2 separate regions of the Mus musculus genome follow, and region 2 is linked to region 1. A link is a loop called in an ENCODE intact Hi-C map of the cell type or tissue named here. Cell type or tissue: left cerebral cortex. All regions are shown on one strand. Each heading gives the region's core, and the rest is flanking DNA. Links, peaks and the distances in the headings are about the cores only.

Region 1 (7,890 bases), core at 1,758-6,757:
GGATCATAAGACATGGGCCATAGAAATATCATCTTCATACAACCTATCTGATACGTTTCCCTCTACTAACTCCTCCCAGAGCTTTCCCGCTTACCCAACTCCATGCCCTCTCTCAGGGTGGAAAGGAAGGTGAGAAGGGAGGGAGGGAGGGAGGGAGGGAGGGAGGGAGGAAAGGAAGGAAAGCAGGCCGCCCCACTAAAACACAAATCAGAAACCATGATATACAAACCAAAGACCAATAAGAAAAAAATGCCCCAACAAAGCAAAGTGGAAAAAAAAATCTATAAAACTACCACTGAGTTAGTTTTGGGTTGGCCCACCCAGAAATACAGTTACTACCAAGTAAGACTCCACGGACAACTAATTGTTCCTTTGCCACCAAACCGCAAATAGCTTCTTGGTTAGGAGCAGAAGAAGCCTGCGTCCACTTCCCCATCTCAGCCCTAACCCACTTTTCCAAGCAAGGTTTCAAAACTATCAGTTAAGCCAGAGCCAAAGGATCTACTCAACAATTCTTTTCATCACTAGAGACTGTTCTATACAGAAGGAAACAGCCCCTCGCCTCCATAGTCTTTTTCTGTAAAAAGCTAAGCCCAACCCAAAATAACAAATGGTAACATTTCAGAAGCGTCCACAAAATAAAAATGAAATTCTGTAGCAAAACACATTGTATATTTCTTAGCCAACACAATCAAATTTGTTTAACTATTTACGATGTATACTAACCTCAAAAGTGGACTGTTTTTCTCATTTCTCCATCATTAATATTTTTAGTTGTGATACCTTTCAGTATTTTGATAAGAAATCCTATCTGTAGGGTTTAACTCCTCAGTTAACTAGACACAACTCCTTTCTTTGCACAACCTTACAATGAAAGCATTTAGGAGAAAGGATAGGATAGGAACTATCAGTGACAAACAAAGGGTGAAGAGGAAATAAGACAACAAAACAGCAAGAAGGGGAAGGGCAAACAAGCAGAAACTAATCAACTCCACAGCACACGGAGTCAGACCCCTCAACGGTCAGACTCACAAGCGCCAGTGTCTGATGGCAGAATTACTAACTCCAAATCTTACAGAAATATGCTTTGGTAGCACTTAAAATGAGTATAAATTGAGAAAAAAATATAATCCTCTCACCCCCCACCTCCCTTCCTAGGATTACAGGAATAATATATGAATTAGAGGAATAATATTCCAGCTATGCCAAGTTGGAAAAATAAAAGTAACATCGGAAATAGTTAAACAAATTTGATTGTGTTGGCTAAGAAATATACAATGTGCCTTGCTACAGAAAAAAGTTTAGATATGGCAGCAACACTGAAATAGGTTAAGTTTTGAGACTGTACAAGCAGGTAATCCCCTGATTTAAGCAAGTAGATATTTGGTCAAGAGTCTGTGGTACCCTGATTCCTATGTTTCTCCTAATGAATGAGACCTTAAACATGTAACTCTTCTATTCACTTACTACAATGTATCTACAGAGATAGGAATCAAAATTGAAGTGTAAACATCCTCTTAAGTGGACCAGCACTCAGAGGCCAAAGCCAAGTGGATCTCAGTAAATTCATAGCTAGCCTGGTCTACATAAGGAGAATTAAGTGAGCAAGGGCTACATCATGAAACTCTGTCCCAAAATAAAAAAAATCTCTTATTCTCTCTCTTAATCAATCAATCAATATATCTCTCTCTCCCCCCTTCTCTCCCCCCACCTCTCTCTCATACACACACACATACACAAATCCTCTAACTTCAACTCCATTGACTCTATAAATTTTACCACATATACCTGTACAACGCCCCCCCCCTTCCAACCCCTTAGTTTTTTGAGGCAGGGTCTCTCTATGTAGTACTGACTATCCTGAAACTCTTATGTAGACCAGGATGGCCTCCAGCTTAGAGACTCACCTGCCTCTACCTCCCGAATGCAGGGATTAAAAGTGTACACCACCACTCCCAGGCTCAACCCAGGTTTTTAACTTCTAGATCCATACTTATGTAACTACAATGTTCAATTCTCTGTGTTGTCACTACTCTGCTTTTGTAAGCTATCCCAGCACCTACATGGGACATCAATGTCTATTGTCCATGAAACCATTTCAAGCCTGACATGGCAGCATCTCACATGTCTTATGTTTTGTAAATAATAGTGTAATTTCCATTTTGCAAGACCAAATATCAGAACAACAGAGTAATTTACCTCAATTCACAGTGTGTAACTGAAAGTCAGGATTGACTGCGCAGTCAGACTCCAACACCTACTTTGCTGATTTCTATGTTAAGTATACATAAATAATGAACTGTAACAGTAATGTGGAGACTATTAAAAATATAAAAGAATTGAATGGCGTTGGAGCAGGCAGTAATTGATAAATGCCTATAATTTCAATGCTCCATTTAATTTGGGGTGAGAATTTTTGTGGAGAGCGGTGAGTGCTTTACCACAGATCCTAAGGCTGTCTTACACATAAAATGGCCCAACATTTTATTTCCATAAACTTTATTTCTAAGAAACAATATGGTTCAAGTAAGAACTCTAAAACACCAATATAAAAATAACAATCGAAAAAAACAAAAACAAACAAACAAACAAAAAAACATAAACTGAATTCACGTCAATTTTATCTAAAGTTTTCTACAGTGGTAGAAATAGTTCCCAATAGTGCTGTCCAACATAGTGGACATGTGTCATATGTCATTTACATACTATTTGAAATGTCAGGTGTAACTTAGAGAATTTTGAATGTTTTGTAATCTAAACTGTTGCATGTGGCTAGTAGCTAACTGAACAACATAGGTGTAGGACATAAAACTCCAAAAAAAGAGGAGTGCAGAAATTCTTACTGCATTTATTTGGACAGTTCATTAATGGCCAAATCAATTTTAATGTCTCTTTACTGTTTCAGCTTCAATTACTTCAAAATATAAACCCTCCAATAGATTTAAATAGATCAAAGCCTTCTATAGTCCCTGCTATCTTGCTATCTTTACACACACACACACACACACACACACACATAATATGCAATGTTAACAAAACTGCTATTAGAGTCATTTTAACTTTTGCCAAGCTAAGACAATTTGATAAAAACACTCAGTTTCAGGTCTCAGGTAACCAGCTGGTTTAAAGAACTTGCTTACCTTGATTCTCCGCTGCCATTTCTAACACTTTCTTCATCACTGTGTCCATTCATTGTAAATATCAAGAAGTTTTAAATAAAACAAAAATCCCCTCAGATTAATAAAAGATGAGTATGAATGCAGATTTCCTCGAATATCAAAATTTCAAAGATGAATTTTCTTCAACATTCACGGGTTTCCTGGGGCTCTCTCTGTGTCACCTGCGGGAAATAGATTAGCAGTTAAGAATATGTGCTGTAGGAAAAGATGTAAGCCCGACTTAGAACTCCCAGAAATGGACCTAGGCCATCAGACTAGAGGTGGCTCGAAGGCCCAGACGCCTTTCACGTACAAGAACTAGGCATCTATTAAGTGCATTCTTGCTTGCTAGGACTTAGCCTGCCACTGCTAGTGCTGTTTTGACAGAAGAGCAACAAACTTTCCAGACTAATTACTACTGTGTAGCACTATTTATATAGATTCCTAAAACAAAGTAACATATACATACTCCCAAAGAGGAGAAAATGCTACTCGGTAACTTCGACAAACAAACGACGAGAGGGTAAGGGTTATGTTTACTGAAGCACTAACTCCTATTACTAAGAACTTCATATCCAGCTAAGGAAAGTTTTTAAATGTTCATTCGGAAAAGAGAGTAATAAAAGGTTATCATGATCTTAGCAAAACTACAAACGTCAAAACAGACAGTTTTTACCAGGTAAACCAATGGTAGAGTGGAAAAAAAAATTATATACCCAGTAAGGTACTTAAGACGCCTTGAAAAAAAACATAAAAAGGCAATACAAAGAATACACACTGTATCTTATTTTCAAGGCAAACGACGGGGACGGGGGTGGGGAGCAAGACAATATTTCCACCTCTCAAGATTTCCGCCAGAGCACTAGAGTCACCTACAAGCCAACCACGAATAAACAAAGGAGATCTCTGGCAGGGGAGGGAGAGGAAGAAGCGGGGGAAGGAGACGTCAGATCCTTCCCCAGCCAGAAAGTACCACCAAGACACACTCGGGACGCAACAGAGTTGTCCTCCGACTCCAGCAGAGACTTAACTGATTATTTCCACTCCAAAGAACAGAGGGGCCAAACAGGCTGCTGCCACCTCCGCCCGGGGGGCCGACTCTGCACCTGGATCAGGATTTCCAACCTGCAGAGCTCAGTCTCCATACCTCTGGGAGAACAGGTCACCTAAGATCCACAGCACTCAACAGTAATTCCTAACGTTAACTATTAATTCCAGCCCCGGTGAAACCGGCCGAAGTCCTCCACCTCCTCTCCGCAAAGTCTGCGCTGAGAAAGTTCACTCGCCTAGGCGCTTTCCCTTTCACCTTCCTCTCGCCCCTCAAGATGGCTTTCCCCGTCCGCTGGACTTCCTTTCCAGCCTCGCCTCCTTTCTCCGTCCGGCCCTAAGTTCTCCTCCGAGCGCCCGGACTCCGGACGCTCCCGCGTCTCAACAATAAGAGCCCCCGAAGTGGCCAGGGCTCCCTCTGCAGCCTCCTTCCCCGCCTGGCAGTTGCCGGGCTCCCGGCTAAGTTTGCCGGGCGGCGCCGCGCGGGGCCGCTGCACCTTCTCCCCGCAGCCGGGCGCCGCGGCCTCCTTCCCGCCTCCCGCTCCCGCAGCCCCGCCGCGCGCCCTCCCGGGCTCGCCCGGCCACCGCCCCCTCCCCCCCACCCGCCCCGCGCTCCCACGTGCTGGTCCCCTCCGCGCGCCGGGCAGCGCCGCCAGGCCGCTGAGGATGCGCCGGGCCGCTCTCCCACGCCCCCGGCGCCGCGCCGGGCCTCGCGGGCCTCGCCCGCTCCCGGCCTCCCCGGCCTCGCCGACCCGTCCTTACCGGCGGGCACAGGGCGAAGGGTGGCGCGGGCCGGCGCCTCGGGCGGAGGATGCCCCGCGCGGGGGCCCGCGATCCTGGATGCCCAGGCCGCGGGACCCGCGCCGCGGACGGCAGAGGGGGAGGGGAGGCAGCGGGCGGAGACGCGCGGAGCTGGGGAGCGGGTCCGACGATCAGTTCATCTCCGGGCGCCCGGGCCGAGCGGGAAGTACCGAGGGCGCCTCCTCCGTCCGCGCTCCCGCCCCGCCGCTTATCGGCCGCCGGCAGCCGCCATGACGCCAAGACCGCGATCGAGCGCAACCGTCTCCGCCGCGCGGCGCCGCCGAGGTCGCTGTCGCCTCCGCCTCCCGAGCGACGTCACCGCCTCGGTTCACTCCCCTTCCCGGCGCGCGGCGGCGGCGCGCACGCCCGGCCTTTCCGCCGACGCGCGGGGGCGGGGCGGGGCGGGGCGGGGCGCCGAGGTGGTGCACGCCCCTCGGGGAAAGCCACCGAGTCCAGCCCAGGCTCGGCCTTCGCACTCGTAACCGGCGCTACCCCTGGCGTTCGTGGGGCTCCCGGGGATGGGCGCTCTGGTCACGGCACGGATGCGCAGGGATCCAGAGCGGGGGCCCAGGACTGCCTGCGGTGGGGGCCGGCCGCGCGCGCCGGGTGTCCGGAGTCCGGTCGGAGCTGCTGCGTCACCCGGGCAGCTAGAGAACTATTGGGCAACCTAGTCGCCTCCCGCTGCGATCTTTGCCTGGGCGACCAGCGACTAAGTCTCCTCCCGGGCGGGGCTTTAGTGAAAGAGAGAAAATAGAGTTCGAGCTGCTGACCTCCCAGGACGCTCCTTGATTCGTGTGTGGGTGGCCCATGCCTGGTTCATAAAAGAACTTTTACAACTGTGCCTGCCTAGATCGCTCCCTGGAATGCGGGTGGAAGGGTGCCGTGCGGAATCGGAACTGGAGGGGCGTTGGTAACTGGATCTAAGGTGCTGCAGCTTAGTTGACAGTTACTGTCATTACTGTATCCGCAGGCCTCAGTATGTCGAAGCAGAATCTCTTCAAGCGTGGTGATGTAGCAATCTATGTACGGTTTTCAATTTTGTTTTTATTATGCTTTTTGGTTTTGAAAGAGCGTTTTATTATGTAGCCCAGGGTGGCCTCAGGGTGATCCTTCGAAGTTTAGGCATTACAGGCAGGCGTGTGCCATCACCACAAGGCTGACTGTTTTTGCAAGGATTTGGAACTTTGTTTGCTTACTTGTTTTTAAATCAAAATTCTTTCTGATTTCATTACCTGGCCTGCAAATAAAAGATTCTTTAAAGACAGTATACAAAGCCAGGCTGGTCTTCCACTTCTCCATCTCCCTGCCTCAGCCTCCGGAGTGGTAGTAAAGGAATTGCTGGTGTACCCACCTTGTGGGTCTAACTTTTTAAAGTTTTCAACTTACTTTTTGAAGTTGCATTTTCTGTAGAGACCTCTCCTTCGAAGTCAAATGAGTTTGGCTGCCATAATATCTCCAAATGATTCTTAAGCTATTTGGGAAATTTCTAATGAAAATTTAAACTTTGCCCGGCGGTGGTGGCGCACACCTTTGATCCAAGCACTTGGGAGGCAGAGGCAGGCTGATTTCTGAGTTCGAGGCCAGCCTGGTCTACAAAGTGAGTTCCAGTACAGCCAGGGCTACACAGAGAAACCCTGTCTCGAAAAACCTAAAAAAGAAAGAAAGAAAGAAAGAAAGAAAGAAAGAAAGAAAGAAAGAAAGAAAGAAAGAAAGAGAAAGGAAAGGAAAGGAAAGGAAAAAAAGAAAAGAAAAGAAAAGAAAAGAAAAGAAAAGAAAGGAAGAAAATTTAAACTTGGAGCTTTATGTTTTGAATAAGATCATAATATACTTCAGTACTCTGTAAACTCTTAGAAACACTGGAGGAAGAAAGACTGGAGAATATAGAGAAATACAATGTATAAAAAATTGCAACAATCTTGCATGTTCAAGTCTTTTTTTTTTTTTTTCCTTTTCCATTTGAGACAAGGTTTCTCAGCATAGGTTTGTGGGTTATTTGTTTGTTTCTCTAGACAGAGTTTCCAGGGTCCTGGTGTTCCCTGTCCTGTTCAAGTCTTAAAAGTAACGAAAAAAAAATACTTGTCAGCTGAGTGACTAAACTCTGTTTCAATTTTTCAAATTAAGTTTTGTTTCTTGTTAGTGTTTGTGGGTGTGCCACAGCCCACGTGAGGCAGTGAAACCAGCTTGCAGGGCTTGATTCTCCCCTGCCACCATGTAAATCCAAGTGCTGGAACTCAGATCTTAAGACTTGGCTGGTATCTTTCCTCACTGAATCGTTCCTCTGGCTCATTCACATCTCTTCTTAGTATATCAAACAACAGCCTAGGGGTGATTATAAACATGTAAATAGCAGAAAATCTAGAAAGTTAGCATCAACTATGAGGGAATTTCATTTTGCTGCTGTACAATTTCCATCTGGAACACTTCACAGACCTTTGGGAGAGTATGACATTTACAGAATCTAACACATTACTTTGTGAATCCTTAACTCTTGAAACATTCTACTAGCAGTGACTGCCAGTGGATGTCTGTGATGGCCAATCTTCGTCGTCAGCTTGATAGGATTGAGAAATATATAGGAGATGTGTAAAATGAACAACTGGATGTGTCAGTGAGGTCCTTTCCAGAGAAAATGAAAGGATTAGGCCTCCAGCTCCTCCTTGCCTGGCTTCAGATTTTGATTGATGCTATGGAAGTGTGGAAGGTAGAGCCTCGGTGGAAGAAGAAGTGAATCACTTGGGGCCGTGCTTTGGAAGAGTAATCTCAGCTCTGGCCCCAAAACAATTAGCCAAAATAAATCTTTTTCCTATAAGTTGATTTTCTTGGAGACCTGATCATAGTGATATGAAAACAAACACCACCACCACCACCACCCCCACCCACACAC
Region 2 (7,890 bases), core at 1,136-6,135, 83 kb after region 1:
AATCATTTTCCCAAATTTTTTTGCCTCCAACCCTCCCCCATAAACAACAACAAAAACAAACAAAATTTAAAAATTCTATGTCTAAAATCAACAGGAAACGGTTTTAAGAGAACAGTGCCCCATTCCCAAAAGGCAAGGGGAATGATTTTTGTCATTAATGAGCTATGAGTGTTTGTTGCCATTAAAGGAGTTGGTTACAAGTTACTAAATGGTCTAGATCAGGAAGAAAACAAGATATAGGAATTTAGACTCGGGGATTTCTCTCTTTCCTTTTCTTTTCTCTATCTGTCTTTCTCTCTTATGTAGAGGAGAGGGGTTGAAAAGAAAAGAAAGAGGGGCTATAGGCATACTTTAGGGAAAAGGGGTAGATTATTGGATCTACTCTTAAACCAAAAGACATTCTATAACCAATAATCTTACATTGGAATAGACCTTTTGATAGTGGTACAAATATTAAGGTTATTTTTGTTATAATATACTATGTATATATGTTTTCAATTCCTATTGGAAGTATTGTACCTAGATGATTTTTAAAAATGTAAGTGTAAAGTTTTAGTTCTTTCCAAAGTTGCTATTACAAATGTTTAGGATAATTAAGTAATACAAGTTAATAGTCAATCAGAGGTATTGTCTTGTAGGTACTAGTTTGGTTATTTACAAAATAAATTGTACTTAGTCTCCTGTAGATATTTTCAAGGTTAATCAGATAATAATAACTAAAAAATAAGGAAAGTTTGCCTATTCAGATATGTTATGAATAGATAGATCGTCTTCAGAAACCTCAGAGACTTACAAAATATGGCATTTAAAGATATTTTATTAATTTAAACCTTTTTGGGGCAATGAAATAGGTTTGCTTCTAAAAGTAACTCCTATTCCTCTTCAGAGAAGATGATGAGCATCAGAGAACCTCCTTTTGGAGGTTGTTTCAATTGTGGCAGCCTGTCACTGGGCAAAAAAACTGCCCTTGCTTCAACTGCAGACAAAATGCTGGTGAAACTGGACAAACTTAGTATAATAAAGTCTTACTGCTAAGCTTTGCAAGGACAAAGTAGGCTAGCTCTTCATAAATCCTGTTCTAAAAATAGGTCTGTCAGATATTATGGGCCAAAAGGCTGAAGATAGATGCTCCAACATTATCGCAACAAATGTGGGGGACTGTACAATTCCTCTGTTATTTTAGAAGCTGCTTCCCTGCACTTCCTGTATACTCAGGTAATATTTACTCCTTCTCAAGTCTCTGATGGGGTTGAAGACTAGGTAGTTATAGTCTCACAATTAAGCCTAAGTTGCTTAGGATTTAAGAAGATGTTTTTAAGTCTAAGAAAGTAGAAAGCTTTAAATTCACCAAGTTAAGATAGATAATAGAGTACTTTATCCAGAGTTTCCAAATTCAGGTGTACTAGACATTGTGAATGTAAATCTTACCTAATAGTTTTCATAATTGTTATTATTGCATGAAAAAAGAGCGTTTTTATTGGACTGAAAGGGGGAATTGTAGGGAGAATATGAATGTATTATGTGTCCACTAAAAAAACTTTGACCTATAGAAAAGGGTAGATTAGAAGTAGGGACATTTGGCAGAGAGGATTCTGGGATAGATCCAGGTATGAGAAGAGTTGTTGGGGAAGATATGAGGAAGACAGATGCATGGTATCTGAGCAGAGGTAACCAGCCATGTGGCAGAACTTAGATTAGAATAAATAAGATATTCAGTTATACTCTTAATGGGAAATACCTAAGGCTCATGGCCTAGTTATTTGTAAATATATTTCAGTTTCAAAGTAATTATTTCAGGAATTTGGGGCTGGGAGAGAAATAGCCTGTTATATCTATCAGAACACCTTGGGTTGAAGCTGATTATCAATAAAAAGAGAAACAACAGAAAGCTTACAAACTCATGGAAACTGAACAATTCTCTATTGAATGAAGATGGATCAGGACAAAACTTTAAAAGAAATTTAAAACTTTCTAGAATTGAATGATAATGAATACATAACATATCCAAACTTATGAGACAAAATGAAGGTGGCTCTTAGATGCTAGTTTATAGGACTAGTTAGTTGTCTAGATTTAAAAAATACCAGAGTTCTCATATTAGTAACAATATCACACACTTGGAAGCTCTAGAACACAAAGAAAAAGACACCAAAGAGAATAGACAGCAAGGAATAATCAAACTCAGAGCCAATATCAATAAACTAGAAACAACAAAAAATACAAACAACCAATAAAACAAAGGGTTGGTTCTTTGATTTAAAAAAAAAATCAGGGGCAGATAGTTTTTGCACAGAATTCTACCAGACTTTCAAAGAAGAGTTAATGCCAATACTCCTCAAATTATCCCACAAAATAGAAACAAAAGGAACATTACCAAAGTCACTTTATGAGGCCACAGGTATCATGATGCCCAATCCATATAAAGACTCAACATAAAACAATTACAGAGCAATTTCCCTTAAGATAAGATATAAACAAACTATCAGAAGAAAAAGAGCCAAAGAAAGAGCATGAGGTATACATGTAGATGCAGAAACATGAATGTTTGTACCCACAAGAATCCCCTAAAAACACAAAATTGGAAGCTATTATATATACGGAAAGGATGTGTAAAGTTAAAAAAATAAAACCACAATACTGTTGTATTAGTCAGGATTTTACTGCTGTGAACAGACACCATGACCAAGGCAAGTCTTATTAAAAAAACAAACAAACAAACAAAAACAACATTTAATTGGGGCTGGCTTACAGGTTCAAGGTTCAGTCCATTATCATCAAGGTGGGAGCACGGCAGTATCCAGGCAAGCCTGGCCCAGGCAGAGCTGAGAGTTCTTCATCTTCATCCAAAGGCTGCTAGAGGAAGACTGACTTTTAGGCTCCAAGGGTGAGAGTATTAAGCCCACATCCACAGTGACACACCTATTCCAACCAGGTCACACCTATTCCAACAAGGCCACACCTCCAAATGGTGCCATTCCCTGGTCCAAGAATATACAAACCATCACAACTGTTTTCAAACAAAGTAATTTACTAGGTTTTCTTGTTTTTCTTACACCACATTTGAAAGTATGTGCAGCTGGTCAGAAACCATGATGAAATTTCCAAAGAGATCTTGTGGTTGATCAGTTGTAGAGAGGAACACAAAGCAGTTTAGACACACTTGCTTCTTGTAGTGATAAAGACTTATTTGAAGTCCTCTGCCAAGGATAAGAGAGTAAGTACCTAATAACACATGAACACTAAACATTATCCTAATAAGTAAAGTAGCCTGATCAGAGTCAGAAGTTACAGCAGATAATGTTACTCTTATTACTGGTAATTACTGACCTTACAGTTTTAATACGTGGCTGCTACAGAGTAAACTCTAGTAGACAATTTAAATACCACTTCAGAGTCAGGATTGTAAAGAAATAGAGTTGGGCAGTAGACTTACTGTTTTTTTTTTAAACTTGTGAGGAAATATAGAATAAAGGTAATATTCACAGGCTAAACTTGAAGGAGCAGTGATTTAATTTTGCTCTCTTCAGGTGATCCTCTCTTAAAGATATTTCTATGGCTAGTGGAGAATTGGCAAGAAACAATTTGGGGGGATTGGTGATAGAGGAACAGTCATTGTGTTAAGATCGAAGAAACTTCCAAAGTCTTGGTTGTTAAAGCCCTGGTATCCACTCAGCTGTCATTCTACTGGAAGCAATAAGGAAAGTGTAGCTCATTACAATGGGAAGAAGTCGCATGCAGTAAGTCCTCTACCTATTAGAATAGGCTAAAATAAACTCCAGGAATGTACAGCATCTGCTCTGCAGGGGCCTTATTTTACTTAAGCCACTGGCTGCGTTCTTTCTGCAAGAGCTCCACCAAGTGGTTATCAGCTCAGGAAACAAAAATCACAGAAAGTCTTTCTAAGGCCCCAAGAATGATTGGCAGACCAGCAGAAGAGAAGGATGGCAGAGACAAGAGCATCCTCTACCTCCAGAGATGCAGAAGTCTAATCAGCACATCTGCCTTTCTATATACTTGGTTTTAGTGACCTTCTTGTCCTTACTTGAACTGTGCTTGTACTTCGACCCCCATGACCCAGAAGTTCTGAATCCTCCATGTTCTCTTAATCTGTAAGTCCCTTTCTGTGTTCCATTTTACCCTGTGCAACTCCAGATGCTGGTGTCCTCTCCTTATGTTTTTAACGCTACTCTCAACTCTGAGTGGAGCTGTCCTGACCCCTGCAGCTGGGCAGCTCAGAGTTTCCAAAGAAACATCACATAGCTATGCAATTGATCCAACTAAATAGTTGCTTTCTGTACAGGTGAGGTTCTTGGTTACTCTCTGTGGGTGATGATCAACTGATAGGAGATGTTTCAAACCATTTCCTCTGTTCTCAAAGCTTCTGCCCATTATGAACTCTTCTCACACTCAACCAAGAACTGGTCTGCCCATTTCGTTGAGAAGCTAACAGCATGGAGATAAACCACACTCAGTCCTATTTCTTTCTTGTTAGAGTATTCACTGCCCCTGTGTTTCCTGGTGAAAGGGGCCACTAACTCAAGCCTACTTTCTCAGCCTATAGATAAGATATAATTTCATTTCCTGTCTATGTAATGAGTTTTCTAAGTCAAACACACACACACTTTCTATCTTTTATTTAGTCTGATTTGTTGTTGTTGTTATTCTCTTATGGCTAGTCTAGTTTAGAGCCCACTACGTAGCTGAGGTTGACCATGAATTCCTGATCATCCTGCCTTCTCCTACCTAGTGCTGAGAGTAGAGGTGTGTTTGAACAATGTTGGCTTTCTTGGGACCCTGAGTTTCTTCTGAGATGCATGGCTTCGAATTCTGTCACTGTTACATCGTAAGTTACACTGGCTGACAATCCTGGGCCTTAGGTAGAATTTTATACTTCATTCAGTAAACTCAGTGCTTATAAAAGTGAACCTCCTCCTTTTTCCTTACCCTGCTCATCTGCTTAAACATATCTTAATAAATGCCGTATCTCTTATTTAGTCACCCAATCCACTTCTCCGAAAATCTTCCTGGATTGTTCACACTTAGCCGTAAAATGTATCCAGTCACTGCCCCTTGCAGCAACTATTTTCCAGATAAGCCTGGCTCTCCTGTGCTTGTAACCAACTGCCCCACACTTTGGGATACTAAATTTGAACCAGAACCTTGTGTGTGTGTGTATGTGTGTTTGTGTGTGTGTGGTGTGTGTATGTGTGTGTGTGTATGTATGTATGTATGTATTTATTTATTTATTTGTGTGTGTGTATGTATGTATTTATTTATTTATTTATGTGTGTGTGTGTGTGCGTGTATGTGTGTGTATAATTGCACATGTGTTTTGGCACACCTGTGAAAGTCAGAGGTAAATTTTCTCCTTCCACCATATGGGTTCTGAGAATCAAACTTGGGTGGTTGGGCTTAGCAGCAAGCTCTCTTATCAACTGAGCCACCTTGTTTGGCCCCATCCTGAGAACTTTTAGATTTTAAGACAGCTTCACGGAATTGCCCAGTCTGGCCTCAAATTTGGAATCTCCCCGTAAGCTCTCCCCATCCCCATTTAGGCTTTATTAATTTCTCACCTAAACTCCCAACATTAATCTCCTCAAAATTAGCTTTCCTTCTGTACCGTGCGTGCCCTGGTTGTTAAGAGTGATTTTTCTTTTCTGCTTCCCTCTTTCCCCTTTGGTGTTTTGAGAAGATGTTTCACTATGTAGAGTATTGCACAAGAAAGAATTTCCTGTGAGCCTAAGTCTGCCCCGTGACCTTCCTGCTTGTGTCTCTGTAGCAGTGATAATTACATTCTTAGCAACAAGGCTCCTCTCACAGGCAACCAGGTCTGCAATCTCAGGTAGCATCCCCTGTCTGTCAGGGTAACCTGAAGGCTTACTGTAGACCTTCATCTTTGACAAAGTCTTACTGATAGTTGTGGCACTGTGAAGCAAGGATGCTTCCACTGGAGAGGTCATGGCATGCAAGGTTGCTCAAATGTGAACATTGTGGAGGACGTTATCAAACAGGCAGACACTAAGCCTATCCCTTAATTTACTTATCTGGGATTTCCAGGGATAAGTCTTATCTCTACTGAGTTTTATGACCAGGTTGGTTTCTGCAATAGATCTGGGCTAGCTCTAGGCAATCTTAATTTAGACTTCATTACCCTTCCCACTTGCCCTCCAGAATTTTAGTGTTGCTCAAGAGGTGACTGCCATTCCCAGAATTCCTTTCTGTGCTTGTAAAACACACGGGCCTGTCAGTCATAATCCAGTTTACAGAAAACATCCTTTAACTGATTTAGCTTTTACAATGGTGACAAACACTCTTGGTGCGATGTCAGAGGCAAATAGACATTTGACAAAAATTGCTTTAATGTATATATATAAAAAAAGACAAACTTGACATTCCTTTGTTGTTCATAAATTTTCTCTGTTGCCTTACCTCTAAAGAGAGGCACAAGATGAAAACTGTACAACCACTAAAAAACAAAAAATCCTATTTACTATGATTCCTCTAAAGTCAGATCATGGAAAAATATTTGTGGTTTGGTTGTTTGTTTTAGAATGGCTGGACCTTTCTATGGCTACATAGAATAGCTTGAATTCTACATATCATGTATGTTCCGTCTTCCTTGATTTCTGACCGCTGGGATTACAGAGATGCAACACCATAACTAGAGAGAGAGAGAGGAAAGACAAGGGAGGGGAAGGGTGACAGGAAGGATGTAAAGAGAGGGAGGGGAGGGGAGGAGAGAGAGAGAGAGAGAGAGAGAGAGAGAGAGAGAGAGAGAGAGAGAGAGAGAGAGAGAGAGAGAGAAGATAAAATGTTGGTACATGGAAAATAGACCGAGGAAAAAAATATATATTGTGCTGGGTTTTCTTTGAAAGGAAACAAGGCTTAATTTTGGCTTCTCACTCCAGGGATACAGTCCATTGTGGCAAGAAGCTGTGGCAGCTGGTCATACTTCATGCACACTCAAGAAGCAGAGAGAAAAGAGTGCTTGACTTTTTTGTTTTTTTTTAAATAGAGTTGTTTGTTTGCTGCGTTTGTTTTGTTGATACAGGGTTTTACTACACAGCCAGGCTTGTCTTTTCCTGTCCCGATCTTTTCCCTCTGACTTCTGAGTGCTGGGATGCGGCCATGGTATAATGCTATACCCAGATTATGACTTTTTAATAAATATTAGAAATTTGGATGCTACATAATATAATCTTGTTACTCTTTGGATCAGAGAAGTATGAGTTTCTTCTCTGATTTTCTTCAGATATATGAATTTTATAATTAGAAATACTGTGATAGAGGCTGGTAAGATGGCTCAGCAGGTAAAGGTACCTGCTACCAAGCCTGACTGCTTGATATTGGCCTCCGGAATTCACATGATGTCATACCATGTGCAAGCATGCCTTCTCTCTTTCATATACACATACAAGGTAACTAAATAAATATAAATTAGAAATATGATCCAAAGGGCTGGGGAGATGGTTAAGAGCATAGGTTGCTCTTCTAAAGGACTGGGGTGCAACCCCCAACACCCACATGGCAGGCAGCTCGCAACTGTCAGTAATTCCAGTTGTAGGAGATCCAACACCCTCACTTAGACATATATGCAGGCAAAATACCAATGCACATGAAATAAAAATAAAAATTTAGCCAGGCGATGTTGGTGCACACCTTTAATCCCAGCACTTGAGAGGCAGAAGCAGGCAGATTTCTGAGTTCGAGACCAGCCTGGTCTACAAAGGGAGTTCCAGGACAGCCAGGGCTACACAGAGAAACCCTGTCTCGAGAAACCAAAAAAATAAACAAATAAATTTTAAAATACAATATAAAGTGCATTAACAGTTTCTTCCTTGGTCTTAGATGAGAGTGCAACTTGCACACATGAACTGGTATTCATGCTTA

Evidence for each region. Hi-C counts contacts between places; a loop is a spot of excess contacts. Peaks named below come from ENCODE experiments on the same cell type or tissue, not always from the same donor. Only the 100,000 strongest peaks of a DNase experiment are listed, where the experiment ranks them.
Region 2: a loop joins it to region 1, with 2.3 times the contacts of the local background. A loop is called at or near these places in 5 of 42 quality-filtered maps.

The regions. Positions count from the first base shown.
Region 1 is chr17:15,702,390-15,710,279 of GRCm38, reverse strand. Chd1 (chromodomain helicase DNA binding protein 1) reads right to left here and starts at 5,313. Exons shown (of 36, transcript NM_007690.3): 1 at 4,968-5,313; 2 at 3,141-3,340. The coding sequence starts at 3,193. It overlaps 5830433I10Rik (a long non-coding RNA gene), which reads left to right and starts at 4,903. Exons shown (of 2, transcript XR_001782213.2): 1 at 4,903-5,966; 2 at 7,512-7,890. In left cerebral cortex, for the core only: a CTCF peak has its summit at 4,637; DNase peaks (open chromatin) are centred at 4,209, 4,543, 5,380 and 5,633; H3K4me3 peaks cover 2,809 bases; H3K27ac peaks cover 1,684 bases.
Region 2 is chr17:15,619,056-15,626,945 of GRCm38, reverse strand. No RefSeq gene overlaps it. Among named protein-coding and RNA genes, the nearest start is that of 4933401D09Rik, 8.8 kb to the left of the region's middle. In left cerebral cortex, for the core only: a CTCF peak has its summit at 3,849 (motif pointing left); a DNase peak (open chromatin) is centred at 3,850.